Linked DNA regions of Homo sapiens: region 2 is linked to region 1. A link is a loop called in an ENCODE intact Hi-C map of the cell type or tissue named here. Cell type or tissue: B cell. All regions are shown on one strand.

Region 1 (2,500 bases):
GATGTCGCTTCTTTTGCCATTTTTCTGCAACACCAAAGGAAAAAATTTTAAGCCAGCTTTTTTTAGCTGCAAAGATGACAAATGTTATCAACAATATCCAACCAGAGTATATTTTCATCCCTTTTCATCCCGTCACGATAAGCCAGAAGTATTTGTTGCCAGAAATGGAAAACAGCTTGTTCATCAGCCAGATGATCGCAGTGCTCAGAAGTTCCACTCGTTTGCCATGTGTGAAAAGTTAAGAATTGAAAACAGACAGGCTTGCTCTGCTTAAACCGTGAGTTCTGTGAAGCAAGAGAAAGAGAAATTTGGATACTAGGAGAAGAGTTGTGAGATGGTTTCGACGGCAAAGTGAACAGGGCCTTTTCACATTATTCTGAGATGGGACCTCTGGGTTGATTTGATAGTGGATATGACTGTTCTCTAATTGGCTAGAAGATGAGTCTAAAGTTACCAACCACCGGAGGATACTTTTGTGTTCTAGAACAAATTCCAATGTCCTACACAAATGTGATGCTGGGGACTTCTCTGTTACCTGACACCAAATTTCCTAGACATTTCCATTATACTTCCTCTTCCTGATTATCTTGAGTGGGAAATCTCCATGAGTTCTTAGTAGAAGGCAGAAGTATACAGTGGACCTGGGCCTTCATTAGAAACCATGAGACTTCAAATGAGAGCCTGAATTATTCCTTTATGTTTTCATTTATGTGAGAAAATAAGGGATATTGTTGACTTTTTATGAGATTAAGTTACCCAGTTATCCATCCTATTATTATAAGTTTTAGTGTTTGCAAAGAGATTTCTGATCGTTTTTATTAGTCTCTTTGTAATAGCTTCAGGGACTTTTTGACAAAAGAGAGAACCATTTTAAGCAGTAGAAATGTAGGCTTACAGAGGTCAAATGGTTAATTTGAGATTGCCCAGCAAAACAAAACAATACGAAAAAGAACACCTGAAGAAAAATCAAGATTCATACTCTGGGCTGTAATTACCATTCTGTAGGTTTCCGGAAGCTCATATAGTCACATTACATTTTGTTCATGTCGTTAGAAATCATTTGCAGTTCAACACTTAGATTCCCTCCTGTGTTTGATTTGCAAGGTCTTGGAAGTTAACTTGAACTCAAGGATTTGTCTACCTAAGAGAGGCAAATAGAAAAACCCCTAAAGCCACCTGACCTGATTCTTCTTTGTTAAGACCAGCTCAGAATAGAGTGAAATAAGCAAGCTGCAGAAAGACAATGCTACGTTGAGTTCCACTTCCTCTTGATAAATTCAGAACAGCCAGTCCATCTTAAGGGTGGATGTTTTTAGCAGCAGGGAGTGGTAGTTGGATGGAGGCAAGCGGATGGAAAGGAGGAGAGAGGAGAAGAGAGACAAACTCAGGTGCCCCAGAAAAGTCCACTTTCTCCGTCCCCATTCAGGCCACCTTCATCTTCCCCCACCCTCTGCTGGCCTTTCTGGGGGCTCAGGTTTTGAGCTGACTGAGCCCTCAGCGGGAGACCACAACGCATTTTCAGATGAAAGGACAACCCTGAAGGTACCTATTACATGTCTGTGAGCAGAGAAACAAAGGCCCGGCTGCTGACACCCTCCCACTAACTTGAGTTTTAATGGTAGGTTTGATTTCCTCACGCTTAGCTGAAAGAAAGGGAAAAAACTAAGCGGAAAGAACGAGGGTGTGGGTATCTGTGGTGGTGGGGAAACGACAGCTGTTGTATTCATGGTTAATCAGGTGTGTCTGGCTTTGTGTCGCATCTGTCTGCTACTGTTGCCAGGCCACATGTGAAAGGGAACCGAGGGGAAGGGGCCATTCATGTTCAAAGCCAGTAGCACTGACCTCTGCCTCGTTCTCTTCAGGGTAGGAAAGCTTGTCTATTTAACTTTCCCTATTATAGGAAGCTGTAATTCTACTCTATTAGCCCACCCTAACCATTTTGGCCTGACAAATGCAAGCTGCATCCAGAATGCCATAAATCTGCATGGGAAGGAGTCCTCCTCCCTCCTTCCCATTTTTTTCCTTTGGGGTTCGGTTCGATTTGTCAAACAAGAGAAAACCAGCAAGAGAGAGAAAAATGAGAACTCAGGGCATCTTGGTTCACCTTCCATCTTAAATGGGCCTAGGGACCGAGATGGGGGCTGGGAGGCACCCCAAGGTCAAGCCTGGAGCACTGGTTCCCCCTCCAGATCTGTTTATCTCACGAGTCCCACATGCGTGTGGTGATTGCGTCAGACCTTAGTCATCTCCCTGGCACCAAATCCTCCTCCTGGATCCTTGATCCCCCTCCTCCTTCTCTGCCCACATACAGAGGGACCATGATGGAGGAGGGGAGGCTTCTGGCTTCTCCTGGAGCCAGGCCTGTGTTCTAGATATTGCTGGCCCAGGCCTGCCAGGCACGACTCTCCTCTCTGGCATATGGAGAAACAGCTGAAATGGAAACAACCCCCAATGCACCACATTGCACTAAAGCTTAGCGTCAGAGTTCAAAGGACTACTC
Region 2 (2,500 bases), 95 kb after region 1:
TTTGTACATGTTTATTTCCATGGGGGTGGAGAAGCCCTCTGAGAGAGAAACACACGAGTCCCATTCACCATTAGGCTTTGGGTACAGTGACAGATCTGATGGATGGGTGGGTAGCGATGGGGAACAGGGAGGGGAGGTCCTGGTGAGTCATCACTATGAGCAAGAGGGGTTCTGATATGCTTAGCTGGCCCAGAGGGGGAGGGTCTGGGCAGTGAACCCCACTTTGTAGCCCAGCCTTCACCTGCTGGGGGTGCAGCTTTGCTCTGGGCATTGCTTTGATCAGCAATTGGAACTCAAGGTGGATGAGAGCTCCGTGAAAGGGACTGCTATACTGTCTGGCCCTGAGGACTCAGATGGTTGGGACCCCACCCCTGGGATGAGAACACGGGCAGCAGGGGCACAGGTTGGCAGCTTTGAGGACCTGAAACTTATTGGAGAGAGTTATTTATTTCTGTAAATACCTGGATCTCTTGTAAGTCAAGCAAGTGGGGACTTAGGCCACTAGAATTTGGAACAGTTGTCTTAATCACACAAGCCACGTGATTTCACTCATATCCTGGGAAATATTATTTGCACATAAAATTATCCCATTTAATCCCTCAGTAGCCTTGCAAAGTTTTTATGGTATTTTGCATATCAGGAAAATGGAGGCTCAGAGAGATGTAAATCACACTTAAGGTCACAGATATCAAAATAAAGCCTAGAATGAAAACAAATATCATTGGTTTTATAGTCTATATCCTGTCCTTGTCCATTGACCCAGCTGAATTTTACTTTTAATGCATTTTCCTTCCACCTCCTACCTTCTTTGGTTTGTGAATGGAGAGGTAGCCGTGACTTCCTGTGGCTGAGCCACTTCCTGTGGCTGAGGGAAGCAGCAGGCTGTCTGGTTACCTGAGCCAGGTCTGGGGCCAGGCAGCATGCATTCTAGTCCTGCCTGGGACACTCACTGGCCTCAAGATCTTGGGCAAAACAGCTGACTGCTTTGCACCTCAGTTTCCTCATCTGTAAGGTAAGGTGTATTAGGATTCTCCAGAGAAACAGAACCAACAGGTTGGGGGTGGGGGGTGGGGTGGAGAGAGAGAATGAGAGAGGGAGAGAAAAAAGAAGAAGAGAAGAGAAAAGAGACGAGAAGAGAAAAGAAAAAGAAGAACTAGAGAAGGAGAAGGAGGAGAAGAAGATTTATTTTAAGAAACTGGCTCAAGCGATTGTGGAGACTAGCAAGTCCAAAACGTTCAGGGCAGGCTGGAGACCCAGGGAGGAGTTGATGGCGTTCCAGTGGGAAGGTATTCTGAAGCAGGTTCTCTCTTCCCCAGGGGACCTCAGTCATTTCTCTTAAGGCCTTCCACTGACTGGATGAGGCCCACCCACATTATTCAGGGTAACCTGCTTTGCTCAAAGACTACGGATGTAAATGTTAATCTCATCTAAAAATTACCTGCACAGCAATACCTACACTGGTGTTTGACCAAATATCTGGGTCCCATGGCCTAGCTAAGTTGGTGCATCAGATTAACCGTGGGGCTAATGAGATGTACTACATAAGGTTGCTTTGTGGGTTAAGTGAGCTGATATAGGTGAAGAATTTAGAACTGTGTCAGGTACAGATAAATTCTTGATAAGTGTTATCCATCATTCCTTCCAAAAGGAATCATTCATTCCCAGGGCAGACTCTCCCTCTGTGGCTTGGACATGTCATCCTGGCCACTGGGTCCATGCCCCTGAAGTCAGCAGGCTTTGCTTCTCTTCCATTTACTTCTTGTGGCTGCGAAGAGTCTCTGTGCCTTGAGTGTGGCAGCCTGTGTCTGGGAGGAGAGCGAGCTTTCCTGGTGCCCACATCAGTGAGGACACTAGGTGCTGCCTCTTAGTAAAGGCCCAACAGGGGAGATGCTGCAAGGAGATGTCTGGGGATGGAATTCTCCTGAGAGGATCTCTGTTGTTGCTTATACTCGCGGCAAGAAGCAAACACATCGCTCTTTCATCTTGGCAGGATGTGCTGCTGCTGCCAGCCTGTCTGCCCCGCCCCTGGATCGCCCCCACCCCCCCGACTCAGGTGGATGGCCCTTCAGCAAATGCCTTTCTTGGAAAAAAAAGGAGAACTGCACCCCTTGCCGCCCACCTCCTTTTCAGTTCAAAACTCTGCTCTATCTCCTTTGCCCAGCCACACCTTTCGTGGCCCTTCCTACCTGACAAAGGGAGATACCTTTGAGAGTCAGGCCTGCATTGCGAGCTGAGCGAATGTTCTTTTTGGAAACAAAGGAGTGTTCTTTTGGCTTTGGTTGATGAAAGCAGGTGGATTAAGAACTAGGATAAATGCAAAATATCCTGGAGGACAATGGGGAAGGAAAGCTGCGGGAAGGAGACATGGAAAGGAGGGTGGAATGGGAGATGGGAAGGGGCTGGCAGGACCAGGGAAAGGGTAAACCACGCTTTCATCTTGGAGTCTGATCTGTTTCTGAACTCTGAAGAGTAAGGCCATGAATTTTAAAAGGTGTCTCTG

What was found. A loop is a pair of places that touch in the nucleus more often than their neighbours do. Peaks named below come from ENCODE experiments on the same cell type or tissue, not always from the same donor. Only the 100,000 strongest peaks of a DNase experiment are listed, where the experiment ranks them.
Region 2: it touches region 1 in a loop (2.5-fold over the local background); 5 of 110 quality-filtered maps call a loop at or near these places.

Annotation. Positions count from the first base shown.
Region 1 is chr6:14,728,504-14,731,003 of GRCh38, reverse strand. No RefSeq gene overlaps it. Among named protein-coding and RNA genes, the nearest start is that of LINC01108, 440 kb to the right of the region's middle. RefSeq lists an enhancer at 1-577. In B cell, no CTCF peak of the experiment used is centred here; DNase peaks (open chromatin) are centred at 1,253 and 1,603; H3K4me3 peaks cover 1,639 bases; H3K27ac peaks cover 2,500 bases.
Region 2 is chr6:14,633,769-14,636,268 of GRCh38, reverse strand. The region is part of intron 2 of LOC101928354 (a long non-coding RNA gene); the gene reads left to right. Among named protein-coding and RNA genes, the nearest start is that of LINC01108, 350 kb to the right of the region's middle. In B cell, a CTCF peak has its summit at 1,156; a DNase peak (open chromatin) is centred at 858; H3K4me3 peaks cover 2,049 bases; H3K27ac peaks cover 2,269 bases.